Linked DNA regions of Homo sapiens: region 2 is linked to region 1. The links are chromatin loops, found by intact Hi-C in ENCODE. Cell type or tissue: PC-3. All regions are shown on one strand.

Region 1 (8,000 bases):
ACGAGTTAGTGGGTGCAGTGCACCAGCATGGCACATGTATACATATGTAACTAACCTGCACAATGTGCACATGTACCCTAAAACTTAAAGTATAATAAAAAAAAATAAACAAACAAACAAAAAAAGAAAATAAAATTATTTTCTTGTGTGAACTTCTATTTCCTCTCCCATGTATGAGAGACCATGATTTTGAGGGGCAAACACAATCAGGGCAGACTTATGGAAAAAGAAGTCTGATGAACAGTATAGTCTGTCCTGAAGTTTAGATCTTATACTACAAGGGGAATAGAAACTTTTTAGGAAAAGTATATGAAAATTTTGGAGCAGAAGATTAACAGACATTCATTCAATAAATATTTATGGAGCTTATATTGTGGTGAAGATAGATTTTAAAATATTTTGGAAGTGATAAGTGCCATGAATAAAAAGAAAGTGGCGAGTGTTAGGAAATGTCCTCTTATATGGTGATATTTGAGTCAAGATTTAAAAAGAAGTCAGAAAGATTATCGTGAAGAAAGCCAAGAGTTGAATAACAATGTATTTAGATAGGGGAGTGAATCATGAGAGAGAATAAAAGAGAGATATTTAGAGAGGAGCTGCCACGACAGATAAGTTTTGAGATTAACACAAACTTTGCTATGCTAAGCATGTTTGAGAGATTTCACTAATGATACAAATTGCATTACAAATTTTTATTAGATGCTTTATTTTTATTTGACTGAAACATTTATTTTGAATGTAAAACCATGATGAAACTGACCGTAAGTTGACCCATATTTATTTGGGTTGCATACCAATTGTTTCAAAACAAAATTTTTAAGATATATCACAGGCTTCTGCACACCTGCTGCTGTCCATAGCCACCTGTGTTTTACTTGTGTTGAGTTTTTATTTTCTTGTTTGTTTGTTTGCTGAAGTACAGGGTTTCATATTTACCTTAGTTATACTTCAACTTGAGAAGTAAGCATGTAATTTCAGCTAAACAATTTCCTTTGATTCTGGTTCCATCATCCAAACAATCAACTAAAATTTCTTTTTCCATACCTTCTGCAAGTTCTATAAGCTTAAAATCTGTCTTCCTTCTCTCTGAAAATGCATCATGAAAATTTGAATAATAATTTTTTATATATAGTCAGGAGTCACATTTCCCTCAAAACTCACTTTCAGGTTGAAATAAAACTAATTATATAGATCACTAGTAAACTTAGTGATTTATCTGCTTCCTATGTAAATCAATAATGTATCATATTTTTCTCCCTTGAATTATTTGTTTATTTTCCTAATTTCTCCAAGACTTAGTAAATTTAACATAGTAATTCATAAGCCTCCTATATAGAATTGCATCATAAAATGAGATGGGATTTATCTAACTTTTAATTGAAGTTAACCTAAAAAATTGCTTATTTATCTTAGGCATCATTTCCATATTACCCTCACTTGCCTTGCCTATTTTAGTTTGAAACCCACTTCCATAGTAGATAGAAGGAAATACTAAACAAATATGACAAACAATAAAAGGTTTAACATTAATAAATACAAATAGAGTAGGTTAGTATTGATATGAGAGTATAACTTGAGATGATACAGACTTCAAAATAATTCTAAAAAGACCTATCTATAGTTTATATTGTACCAGTCTGTACTCTGTTGTGGGGAACAAAGTAAGAGTGGTCTACCAAGATATAAAAAATGATAAGCCCCAGTGTGTTGAAAGATACCTATCGAAACATATGATCAGATAATTCCCTGTCTGTCTTGCTGGTAAAACAGAATTTATGAAGTTACACTTTTTTTGAAGATTTTACAGAATAACATTTAAAGAGATGACTTGCTTATATTGTGTGCTGAAAAAAATTTTATAATCAATACCTAAGATATCTATGACTATAATTGCTGCAAAACAGTTCAAGTCCTGAACATTCTGGTTAATGCTCTCTTGCAGTATTTACAACAATGCACCTAAATCTATTACTTTACAAATAAAAATCTGTATTTTGAATGTTCTTCAACTGAGCATAAGCATTTAGAAACATCCATCTTTATGTATGAAAATCGTTCATATATAAAACAGGCGTGTTTCTTCCAGAGCTATCATTGCCCCAGGCCTCTCACATAATTGCTGTACTATTCCCAACTATCCATCCTGCACTTCGGGTTTAACAGATAACACTGGTTGGTGGAAGAATGAGTCTAGTGACAAAACAAAAGGGCCCTATTCAAGTGTGACGTGAAACTCCAGCACTCATGTGAAGATCAAAGTTCCAAGCTGTCTTAGTATATCTTTGATCTTTAAATAGGCACATTTAGGTTGTGTCCTCATGGGGCTAGAAGATTGCCTATTTTGACTAAACTGGTGGTATTTGTGTCATTTTTCTTTTAAACTTACTTGAGTCTCAGCCAGTCAGTTGAGTATCTGACAGAGTTTGCTCATATCATTGTTTGTTTGTTTCTTAAAAAACTGATAAGAAAAAAAACTATACTTAGGCAAAAGGCGATGAAGCAATTGTTTGGATTTTTAAATGCCCTATAGATATTGTCAGAAAATATCAATCTTTTCTCACATTTTGCAACTGGTTTCTTGTTGTTATATTTTCTTAAGGCAGATTTTATTTACAATTACTGTAATACTTTCATTTCAGTAAACTAAAATTTTAGTTGACTGCTGAGTTTTACTTTCCTCAATAAATGAACATAAATATATTAATCCTGATAAAATTTTCATTTGTCAATAAATGTAACTTAAATAATTAAAATTATTTCCATTTACCAAAATAATTTTAGGTTTAGGCTTTTGCAGGTAAATGAAAAGGAAAATACTAGTCAAAGTACTTTTCCCAAAAAGTTATTGAATGGGAACACTGTTAGCTTCCTCCTCTTCCCATCATAAAATAGATCAAAGGATTTTGAAAGCTAAGAATAATGCAGCTCACATTTAAGGTAACTACTGGTCACAGGTACCTTAAAATCCATCTCTAACAGTCCGTAAAATGCTCTATTGGGTATATACCCAAGGACAGTGATCTGCTTTCATCTTATTGGCAGAAAATCACAGTGAAGACATAAAGTATGACTATTAAAAATAGTTATGCTTTTAACTGCATACTACATATATTATATATATTTAAATATATGTATAGTAATTTACAAACATGTAACGTTTGAGTAATGTTGTAATTTAATCCTCAAAGGATATAAACGTAAATGTACACCTTTTACAAAAGTTCCTTACATTCATCAATCAATAGTATCATATTTCTTTCCTAAAGGGAATGTAATAATTCCTCATTTAAAAATAAACTTTTTATTATTTTAGAGGTTATTATACATGATTTAGAAATCACTGAAACATTAAAAGAAGTAAAAATCTCCCATAAAATCCTAACTTCATCATCCAGAGATAAATAATATTAATAGTGTGGTGTATAATTTTTTAGTTCTCTCTCTCTCTTTCTCACCATTTATCCGTATAAGGTATATTTTAAAAGAAAATGGTTATGTTTTTAACATACCTTTTTATATAAAATATATCAACATTGTTTCATGTCATCATATATTACTTTGCAACTTTATTTTAATCATAGGATTATGTTGTACCTTATAAAGCAGCTTTAACAAATCATTTAAATTTATTTCCATTTTGAATAAAACTTATTGTCTGTGAATTAAATCCACAAGATAATGTTATGGAGAAATGATAAAAGGAAATGCGGTTCATTTTTTATAAGTATTGTTGTTTCCTAATTTTGTCTAAACTTATTGTGGTTGATTTAACAAATATTATATGAATACACGCATGCAATCTCACAAGAACTTAGGAAATTTACTTTTCTTTATAAATATATAATCCTCTTTTTATACCAGGGAGTAAAGAGCTTAGAGTAAAACAGCAAAAGTTTTTAAAATGGAAAATAGCATGGTTACTTCAAAAAATAAAGAAAGGAAATAAATTCAGCATGTTTTTATTTACTGCATCCATAGGGACTGAGTCTGATATTCTCCCTAAAGAATATACATCTGCTTTAAATAGCTTTCTTTGATTACGACACCATCTGATATCCTGAGAAACTCAAAGTCTTCCCTTCAAAGTTATTATGCCTTTCACCCAAGATTCTCAGAGTTCAGTGAAAGCACTTCCTTGCCTTTTACCCATGGGTCCTTCTAATCCTTCTGTGCAAGTTAGGGAAACTGTCAGGAATTATGACGTCATTGATACCTTCTCCAGTTTCAGAAACCACAGACTCACCTAGTTTACCTCTTCCAGTTATTTCTACGTTGTCTTCTTCAGAAGCTCTTTTGAAATTCAGCCACATAGGCACACCCTGGCTCATTTATCTCTTTTTCCTTTCCCTGTCGGTTTCCCTGTCATCTCTATATTTGTGTTTCTCTCTGTTTTGTCTGTTGCTTTCTCTGTTCACATATATACTCTATGTTATATTTGGGCCACAGGTGGACATACCTTCTCTGTGTTTCTGTCCATCCTTTTATTAAGTTCAACTTATTTCAGACTAACCTAACACTCAAACCAGATATCTTTATTAAAATATGTCATCACCCTGTATCTATTTCTAAGGCCACACTTCTTTTATTTCACACAAAATAGGAATAATGCTCCTACCAGCTTCTTGTTTCTATGACTAATTCTTCTATCAACATTGTAACTTTTGCTATAAACTGTGGAATGTAATTAATATTTTCCATATTCTCAGATTTTATTCATGGCCTGCGTGTGTGAATTTGATCTCTCTTCTTTATTTTAAATTGTTAGGATTAAGAAGTTAAATCTCATTTATAGAGGATAGATAAAAATAATGTTTTAAAATATAGGAAATGTTTATTTTATATAAATACAATATAATTTGTTTATTTTTATACATAAAAACACAAAGTCATATAAGTAAAGTACAGTTTTTTGTCACTACTAGTTTACTCTCTATATCTACAAGGATGTAAACTGAAAATTAATTTTACCATGCTTCTGAATTGTATTGTTAGGAATTCTCACAGGAAGATACTATCACCTAGGTAGGTAAATATCAAAGAGCATTTTATATTTTCACAGGGTATAAATGAAAGGTATGGTTTTTTAAATAGCTGTCTTTTCATCACACCTCTTTATTCCTTCCAGAGACCCCAGTTGGCCTCTGCAAAGGGCAGGCAGTGAGACAATCTCCATGGATTACGTATAAAGCAAGCTCATTGCAGAAGCTCATGTGGAAGGAGAGACAGATTTACAAGACTGAGAGAAGAATAAGTTGCTTTTCCTTCACAACACATCCTGGCATTGGTTATTAACCTTGGTGCATTTTACCTAGGTTACTTGACATAGAAACAGAGATAGGTATAGAGGTCATGCAAGTAGGCTTTGGAGTCAAACTGGATCAGACTGACTTACTAATAATTAGCAGTCTCATAGACTTGGCCACATCATTGAACTCCTCTGTACTTCAGTCTCAGCTCTGCAGAACTGGAATAATAATAGCATCCTTCTTAGCATTGCTCTGACAAGTTAAAAAGTTAACCTGTGAAATACATTCTACCATAGTTAACTTCTCAGTGAATGTCAGTATTATTTGTCAATCCCAAATAGAGAATGTTTCTCTTAAGTATCTGAAGATGTAAACACCAGGCACTAGAATGGAGATGATTTTTATTCACTTCCTTTCCTTAATTCACTCTTTAGTGACCCAAATGTCATTGTTTTGTTTTGTTTTTAAGTTGCAAAATGGAAACTTTGTCAACACTGTCATATTTATAAGACTTTCAATTCTAATCTTATTCAACAGTATTTTACTAACTGCCCATCTTGCTCAATTTGGATTTGTGTTTCCAAATGTCAGCAGGCCCTATGTTCTTTTTTTTTCTATCTGTTAAATCCAAATTGTACTGTGAATATGGTCATAAAAGACCATATAAATTAAATTTTTACATTTTCCTATTGATGTAGGACCCACATTTACAGTTATGGTTACCATCTCTTGCTGTGTGACAGAATCACCTGGGGAAATTGTAAACATAGCTCTGTCCTGGCCCACACTCCGACAAATTAAATCATAATCTTGACAAGTAGGTCCTAGAAATTGTGACTTGCTTTCATATTTATAGGTAATTCCAATGTGCTGCCAGAGTTGAGAACCACTGATGGAGTCCCAATTGAAAAGACCGCCTATCTTTCCAAGAAGGATTCAAAACATTTCAACAACTATTCATTATGCAAAATCTTTGAGTTTAACAAGACAGGAATTGGGATATTGAAGACTCCACAACAACCAGATAGCTTTAAAACCAAATAATCCAAAAGAAAAACTATTTAGGCTATTCTTCAGTTATTAGAAATTTTAAAATATTTTTAAAAATGTAGAAACACTGCTATATCTTTAATCCAGCTATATTACAACAAAAACCAAAACAGAAAAATAACTTTTCAGTGCAACACAAAAATATGCTTCAGAGTAACTTCCAGCTTCTTTTTCTTTCATGTTTTGGGCTGTATTTGGAGCAGGCCCCAACCATGTATGTTACAATTCCATTTTGATTAGTGTATGCCTGGTGTACATTTGTGCATCATAAATAATGAAAAAAGGACAAACTGACTTTATAGATAACATAATTACCTACTTTAGGACCAATTAAAACAGTAAAGTTGTTAAATTTACCTGATGTTCCCATTAATTTGGTACATGGTCCCAAACAACTAAATGGCACTGTACAAAAAGATTCAATTTACCATATGTTGCAATTCTAATGTAATTGCCATTGATCACTAAGTCACTTTCTCTTTGTTGCATGATTAACAAGTAATACTCTATTATTATAGAATCACCACCATCATGTACAGTATGAGTGTCAATTCTTATATATTGCTGAACAAAAAATATTTAAGAAACCATTTACTCTGTCAATGGTAACCACAAAATACATTTTAAATTTGAGCCCACTTATCTACTTTTTCTTGATTAATAATTATTTATTCCCATTATTCCTATCTCTTCTATTTGGGGGAAAATAGGATAATTTTCTATGAATTACAATAACCCATTTTCAGTAAAGATTTAATGCATAACACATATTCTTTGGAAAATATTTTATATCACAGCAATAATAAAATGAATCAACTCATCTCCAACTGAATGGTCTCCCACTGTATCAAATGTACAATGACTGCTAATATGCAGACAGCCCAATTTAAGAAATCTGCTGCAATATATGAAATGTATGATTGCCTCTGGATCCCATGTTTCTATAGTAGTTAGTCTAGGTTCAGTTAGTACATTTTACGGAGTTCAAAACTGAAATTTAGGAAGTCTTATTACCACATGTGTCCTTTTCCAGATCTTCATACCAAGTTACTACCGTCAGTATACAGTTAGTTGAGGAAAACTATCCCATAAGCTCTAGCTGAAGGAATAATTGGCAGTAGCATGTGCAAGTGATCAGTCACACCTTTTGAATCAGTTCACTCTTTGTGCTCAACTGAGAATTCTGCAACTCTCCATTATTAGCGGGTGAAGGAGTCCAAGGAGGCCTGCATATGGCCAGCCGGCTTCATTGAATCATCCTGTGACTGCAACAGCAGCTAGGAAAAAAGAATCCCTGACTTAACGTCTGTTCTTTAGCATTAAAAAGAGTGAGTGTTGGATTTTAAAAAGAAAAGAAGAAAAGAAATCTAGCAGGCTTTTCAGCTAGCATCTAACAAGGCAAGAGGACCTTTGTGGGGTTACCAAATCCCACAGCTATTCCTGGCTTTACAGGTAATAAAACTCAGTTTAGTCAGTTGACCCACAGATGATTCAATGTCTCCATTCCTTGGTTAAGTGTGGGTCCTCATTTTCAGATTCTTCTTCCAGGCTCCCAGAATTCTTCGACCTAAATTACTGCAATACCTTCATCACTGCAACAAGTCTCCCGGCTTTGTGCAGGTCTCTCACTCATCCATTTTATACGCTGTAATCTGAATGACCATCTGAATTTCATATCTGATCATGCTATTTTACTTGTTAAAT
Region 2 (8,000 bases), 56 kb before region 1:
ATGTGGAGTGGCTGGTACTTCAAATTTTTTATACTATTTTCATGTAGACAGGGTTTTTTTCCTTTTCCATTTTTTTTTTTTTTTGTCCTCCTCTCTTCTCCCCTCTTCAAGGGGAGTGACTATAGAATTTGTTGGGTAGGGCCTTTTGTCTTTGCCTCTGTAGCCCTACATGCCTCTTTCAGCAGGTTTTATATTAGCCTGTGCTGTTCAAAGTGCAGGCCAGTAGGTGGCACTTATAGGCAAAAGCCAGCTGTGGCACAAGCAGATGAGTAGTACTTGATCTTTGTCTACTATGGGGTGGTTTCTGTTGCTTCAGTTGATGGACAGGACAGTGGAATGCCTGGTGCCCTGAGCTTCCTCTTCAGTGGGGCAGGGGGACACAGCTGGGCTTGCTCATGAATACCCCAATAACAAACACAGGCACCAGGCCTAATGAGTATGGCTAGGGGGAGCTCCTGGTGAAATGCACTGAGGTCTTCATGGAGGGTGAGGGGACTGAGCTGGCTCCACATCTTAGAGAGGCAGTAACGTGATCTGTTTCTTTATTATACTCCAGTCCCAGGACTCATGACTATCAGTTCAAATATACACTGTAGTATATTTTAAGATATCTTTTAAAGCTATAAATATTCTTCTAAGCAATTCTTAAGTTGTACCATACAAAGTTTATGTTGTCTATTATTAGGGTTATGGTTAGATTAGGGTTTTCATTTAGTAATGTAAAGTGTCTCCTAATTTCTCTGTACTTTTTTTTCATTTATCTTGGTATTAATTAGAAGTTTTAAATGATTTGGGTAATTTTTAGATATCTTACTATTATTGCTTTCTAGTTATATTGTGTTGTGGTCAGACATCATATTCTGTAAGATTTGCTTTTAAAATATTGTGACTTTTTAAGTTTAGTTTTTTAAGCATTCTATGTGTACTTAAAAACATTGTATATTCTATATTTATTGGCTACAGGCTTCTATAAATGTTAATTTGGTCAATTTGATTAATAGTGTAATTCAAATCTTCTATATCCTTATATTTATTTGTTCTATATGTTACTAAAAGGCGGGTGTAAAAAATAAATCCATGAATGTGTATTTTCCCATTTCTTTCAATAGAACTGGTAGTTTTTGCTTCATACATTTTAAGACTTCATTATTAGGTGAATGCATATTTCAGATTGTCAATTCTTGATGAATTAATTTTTTTGTCATTCTGGTATAGGCCTTTAAATCTCTGTGAATATTATTTCTACTAAAAGCCACATTTTTTCTGTTAATATATTAATGCAGACTTTATACAAATAATTTTCATATCATGTTTTTCCATCCCTTTGCCTCTAAGCTTTTTGTGTATTTATGTTTAAATACATACAGATAACATATAATTGGGACTACTTTTACATACTGTCTAACAATTTTTATTTTTATCTGGGGTATCTAGTCAATACATATTTAATATAAAAATTGAGATATTTAGGTTAAAGAATACTGCCTTTCCATTTGTTTTGTATTTGTCTTGTTCATTTTTTAGGTCATTTGTTTTTTATTTCTGCAATTTTGTGGGATAAGGTCTTCTTTTTTCTTTGAGTTTTAATAAACTTATTTTTTTATCGTTATGTTTTTGTATTACTTTTCTGGCATTACTCTAGGAAATAAAATATACATTTTTGAATATAAAGTTAATATTGCAACTCTATATATAAAATGCAAGAAACTTTCATTTGTGTAATTGCATTTATACTTCTGTATCCTTTGTGCTATTATGACATATTTAACTTCTTTAAATACTTTCTCTTCCCCAAATACATTTTTTAAATTTTCAATTACTAACTTTTGTGGGTACATAGTAGGTGTATATACTTATGTAGTACATGACATATTTTGATACAGGCATGCAGTGCATAATAATCACATGAGGGTAAATGAGGTATCCACCACTTCAAGCATTTACCTTTTGTGTTACAAATAATCCAATTATACCTTTTAGTTCCAAAATGCAATAAAAATACTTTCTCTTAAAATTATTATTGTGTTTTAAAGGATTTAAAAGTACAAACAGGTCTCTTATGTATTCCCATATATATAACAATTCTTTAGCTCAGTTTTGTTGCTGTATAGCAAAGTTTCCATCTAGCATCCCATTCTTCGCATCATAAGGACATTAATTAGCATTTGCTGTAATGAAAAGGTGCTAGAAATGAACCCTTTGTACTTCTGATTATGTGACACTATATTTTACCCTCATTTTCAATGGATATATATTGCTAAATGTAGAATTCTAGTTTGGCAGTTTTTTTTTTTTCTTTTCCCAACACTCGAAAGATGTTCCATCATTCACTGGCCTCTATTAGTTTGACAAAAAGCAAACTGTTTTCAAATTGTAATGCACCTTTTTGTAACATCATCTTTTTCTGATGTTCTATTTTATTCTTACTAGTTTAACTACAGTGTTCCCAGATTCTCAGTGTGTTTGTTTATTCTGTTTGAGGTGCCGTGTGTGTGACCTTCTATGATCTGTGCATTTGCAGATGCATTATACCACAAAAGGTAGGTTTTTCACTATTTTAAAAAAAATCTTTGGCTTATTTTTCAGTTATTTTTATCAGTCCCACTTTTCTCTTTTCTTCTTGTGATATTCATTCGTACATGTGTTAAACTAAGAGATATTGCCCCACAGGTCAATAAAGCTCTGTTTAATATTTTTCTTTAATGTTTTATGTCCTATTAATCTGTCTTCAAGTTCACCGATTTCTTTTTTTAGTCCACAATCTTTTGCTAAGGATCTTCTGTGATTCTTTTTAAACATTTTGATATTGTACTAATCAACTATAGAATTTTTATTTGTTTCTTATTTAATGTTTCTAGTTCTATGAGATTTTTTCATCTGATCATTCACTATGCCTACCTTTTCTTATTTACTTGATTATATTTAAAACAGGCATTTTAAAGTTCTTGTCTTCTTATTCTAACTTACAAGTCATGACAGAATTGGCTTTTATTGACTTTTATTTCTCTTGTTTAAGGATAATATTTTATTTATTTCTTCACATGTCAAGTAGATTTTAATTGCATACTAGACATTGTTGATGATACATTACAGATAATGTTTTTATTACCTTTTTTTGAAAAGTATTTACTTTTGCTCCAGCAGGAATTGAATTTGAACTACCAGTAGATTTTTCTTTATCCTGTTACTCATCATCATATTATTTTTTTTTTTCTAGAGCAAGTCTACTGCATGCAGTCTTGCTTAGTTCTCTGCAGTTCTGCTTAGTTCTGTGATATTGCCTTTACTCTATAGCATGTTGCTTATTTTTAAAGTTCTGGTCTCAGCCAAATGCTCTCTTATTCAGAACATGGTAGGCGGCCTAAAATTCCAACTTCTTTCAGCAACATGTTACCTCAGGAATCTTGATGTATTTTTTATCCCAGCAACACCTACTCTCTCCTCAACCTTGCAGAGAGCCTCACCCTGTGAACAAACACTGCAGACATTAATCATGAACTTATGTGGAAGCCCTTCTTGAATTTTTATCTAACCTAACTTCCTCAGCAACTCTTTTCAGAATTCTGCCTATGAGTTTCAGCTGCTTCAGTTTCCGGGGAATCCTCTCTATGCCTACTAACATCAGAGAGATCATCACATTCTCTTGGGCTTCTCTTCCAGGGGCCACAGTCAGAAAAGTGCTCCCAGGCACAAAGCTGGGTAAAAAATCTCACATATTTCCCTTATATAAAGAATTACAGTCCTATATTGACTCTTGTCCAATGCATAAGAAAGGGTAGCTACATATATTTTGTCTACTTCTGCAGTATTTTAAAAAATTTTGAGTGGCTAAGTCTTGTATCAGTTATTCTATTTTAGGCAAAGGTGAACTATGTTTTTGAGTTTTAAAAAACGGCTCTAATTAAATATCTCACCTGCTCCTTAGGAAAATTTTCAAAGGAGTTAAGACAGGTTTCCTTCCCTAATATACCTCTACTTCAAGACTAAAAAATGGAGAGGCTATTAGAGTTGTTTTAGATATAGTATTCAAATACATATAAAATTCTTACATTTCTTAAAATTCTTAAATTTTAATCCATAACTTTTTTCATATCTTCATTTGCTTTATCTAGTACACCGTAGTGTTCTCTACGTGTGCAACACACTGTCATCTACAAATCATAATGTTAACGTTTTCATCAAAAATGATTTTAAACATTCAATTGCTGAACTTTTTACTTAATCTTCTTACTTTCTTCTAAATGTGTATATAATTAAGGCATCCTTAAAATGCTGGCTTTCTCACTATCACTTTTTTAACTTTTCCATTTTTTAAGTCTCTGACAGAAACAATAATTATTGAACCACACAGTACAGGCAGAGATGCTTATTTCTTTTTAAACAACTCTTACAGTGAAATAAAATAAAATACCTATATTAGTGTTATAATAAAAATGTGAAATTATTGAAAAGGTAAATCTTCATGTTTGTGTATGAAATTTGAGATGATGACCATATACTTTGCTTATTTTTTCTTAGTAAGTTGTTTTCTGTCTTTATTATTTTCATGAACTGCTCCTTCTTTTATTTTATCCCTCCAGCTATTAGCAACCTAAGACATTATAAATCGTTATAGTTATTTTATTTTTGTTATTTATTAAGGTAACAGCAAATTTCTTCTGTCACAAAATTCCTCCTCTCTTGCATATTCAGAAAGACTCTTAAATTCCATCACAAACAAAAACAATTTGTCCTTGGTAAAGATTACATTCAATGCAAGTGGTCTGCAAATTGTATCCCAAAAAACTGTAGGGGGTAATTGCAATTTCCCTGCAAGTAAACAAATTCTTCTGTCTCATACCCTAGTTTCTAGGGATTTACCGTCAGTAGGTTTCACAGCATTGAGCTAGAAATACATAATGAAATGGAGGAAATAAAGAACCATTTAACTTATACTGATCAAGGAATAGAATCATATTTTTCTGCACTACTGCTATTTCTCAGCAGGTTACATATGTACAAGCTGATATACATTGCAGATCCCACAGGCTCTTGAAACTTAAAGACCTCAGTGTCCTTGGCCTGCTTATGACTTACAAGAGATATAAATATGGTTTGGGGATTAGGGATAGAGGCATTGCATGTTGCAAATTTTAAATTGTCAATTAAACAGCATCATTGAATTCTGAATAGAACTGCCAAGGGCATGTTCGTCTAAAAAAGGGTGGATTAACACAGACAGTCCCCAATGACATTTAAGATACATATCTGTGATTTAGGACACTTGAGGATGTGTATCTGAACAATGTGACCACATTTAAAGTGCTGAAAGCAATTTTTGTCTTAGTAAACTGAAAAATCCTCAAACAAAGTAAAACTCTCAAGATATACTTAACTTTGTAAACTGTTTGTCAGCAGCATTTGCATTCACTATTCATACATGTGATATTAAGCAGGTACAAAAATACAGGTCCCTTGTCTGTAGTTGTATTGAATATAAAAATAAAAGACTGACTGCCATTTCCGTGCTTCTGTGGCCTGATTGTTTGGTGAAGATGGTTTATTTGCTTTTTTGAGAATAGAGATTAGCAAGTAGAAAAGTATAAACTATTTAGCTGACAAAGATTTTGGAGTGTTTCATGTTTCTACTTACTATTCATACTAATTGTGTTTTCTTTCACAAAGAGATATAATAAATATAAAAATACAAAAAATAACATCTGCAAAATCAAAATCATAATCTGTGAGCTTCTAAAAAAGGCTAAAAGTTTTCCTGTTTTATTCTCTTAGGAACTTCTAATACCATTCTTTCCATGAATTGAAGAAAATTGATAACATTTATTTTTAACAATGTTAATTAAATTTTCACTTGTATTTGTATAATTCAGTGACATCACAATGATATAAATAGTACATACATGATATATGATAATAATATCTATGTCGTGTGCACACACACACATGCACACATATACACACACACACACACCACAATGTGATGAATTATTTGCTCTCTGCAGTGAAAAGCATTAATACATAATTTAAAGTAGTTTTCAAGGAGATTATGAAAATGTAATTCTTAATAAAAATTAGCTTCAATATTTCAAAAATATATTTTTATATTCATGTAAAGAACATTGATTTCTTTATATTCTAATGTCTATGATTTATAATGCCTCATGAAATCAAAATTTTTGGGAAAAGTGTTTTACCTTTATAATGTTGGCATTGATGACAAAACAAGTATGATCTTTTGGGACTGTAACAAAAAGCTAGAGAGGTCACTAAAGAAAGAAAGCAGTGATGATCTTTATTTATAGAACATTAGACTGCATCTTTAGTTTTCCTCATTGAACCACATCCTGGTGTTTACACACTGATAGACACTTGTCTCTGTGACTTTGGCCACATCTTATGACCAGCTTTTACCAATAGAATGCAGCAACATTGACACTCCTCCGGTTTCAGAATAAAAACTTAAGAAAGTCTAGCAGTTTCCACTTTTCTTGAAAGCCAGCCATATTGTAAGAAGTTCAACTACCCTTAGATCACCATGTTGTGAGGAAGCTCAGGCAGCGGCAAGGTGATTTACAAATGGTGGGGAACTAAAGCCCTTTGCTACTAGCACCAACTGAATTCTCAGCCAGAAGCCAGGATCAGTTATCAGTCATGTGAGTGATGACATTTTAGACTTTCCTTTCGTGCCACAGTCTCAGCAGAAATGATGCAATAAAACAGTAGAACTCACTAGTCAATCCAAAAGAACTGTCATAAATAATACATTGTTATTTTAAGCTACTAAATTTTGGATTGGAAAAACTTTAACAATTGTCATAGAGAAAAAATATAGATACAGTTACCATATTAGTTAAAAATTTGCTTCAATTCATTTTAGTTGAAGCATTTAAGTACCAAACACACAGGAATTTTACCAGAAGGCTTCAGGCCTACCAAAACTTTTCTTGATGCCTGAAGCCTTACAAGAGCCAGATAAATCAGGGTCACCTGAGAAAAATGACTGTCGCCTGGGTAGGCTAACAAAACTTTTTTTTTTTTTTTTTGAGACGGAGTCTTGCTTCGTTGCCCAGGCTGGAGAGCAGTGGCGTGATCTTGGCTCACTGCAAGCTCTGCCTCCCAGGTTCATGCCATTCTCCTGCCTCAGCCTCCTGAGTAGCTGGGACTACAGGCGCCCGCCACTACGCCCGGCTAATTTTTTGTATTTTTTTAGTAGAGATGGGGTTTCACCGTGTTAGCCAGGATGGTCTCGATATCCTGATCTCGTGATCCACCCGCCTCGGCCTCCCAGAGTGCTGGGATTACAGGCGTGAGCCACCGCGCCCAGCCACAAAACATTTTTATGCTTACTGTATGAAAGGAACAGCAAGATACAATAAAATGTAATTTTAGAAACAATTTGCTATCCTCCTCTAAATATTCAAAAAATTATTTGCTTATAAAATTCTGCTAGAAATTTTTATTCATAATAATTTTTCAAATGAGAAACAAAAAATCTTGAATTTAAATTTATAATTTCTATATTTAAGTTCAAAACAGTTTTGTCATTCATTCTTAGCCTTCCTCCCAGATCTAGAGCTCAGTACTTATATAACTGCAATAATCTCTCTACCTACACTTCTTCCCATCAACATTCATTTTTGTATATCACTAAGTTAATCTTTATGTAGATAATATCTTATCATGGTATTTTCTTTGCCCAAAGACCTATACTAGCATCCACTTTATCACAGAATAAAATCTAAAATCATGTGTAAATGGTCACATGAGTGATATATAGATTTTTTTTATATATAGTGGTGTAATATATAAGTGTGTATATCTTATGTGTGTCTGAGTGTGTATACATACCTCTATTGCCTTCATAGTCAGTCAATTCAAACCAGAACACTGGGGCTTCTTGCTGTTCTCTGAACGTAAAAGACTCATTTTCACATTTTGTCTTGTCTTTGATTACAACTCATTCTTTAAGTAAAATATCCTCCAACAAGTCATCTTGTTGCTAC

Evidence for each region. A loop is a pair of places that touch in the nucleus more often than their neighbours do. Peaks named below come from ENCODE experiments on the same cell type or tissue, not always from the same donor. Only the 100,000 strongest peaks of a DNase experiment are listed, where the experiment ranks them.
Region 2: it touches region 1 in a loop (5-fold over the local background); 4 of 110 quality-filtered maps call a loop at or near these places.

The regions. Positions count from the first base shown.
Region 1 is chr5:104,349,764-104,357,763 of GRCh38, reverse strand. No RefSeq gene overlaps it. Among named protein-coding and RNA genes, the nearest start is that of NIHCOLE, 270 kb to the right of the region's middle. In PC-3, no CTCF peak of the experiment used is centred here; no DNase peak of the experiment used is centred here; H3K27ac peaks cover 1,501 bases.
Region 2 is chr5:104,405,311-104,413,310 of GRCh38, reverse strand. No RefSeq gene overlaps it. Among named protein-coding and RNA genes, the nearest start is that of NIHCOLE, 330 kb to the right of the region's middle. In PC-3, a CTCF peak has its summit at 236 (motif pointing right); a DNase peak (open chromatin) is centred at 230; H3K27ac peaks cover 705 bases.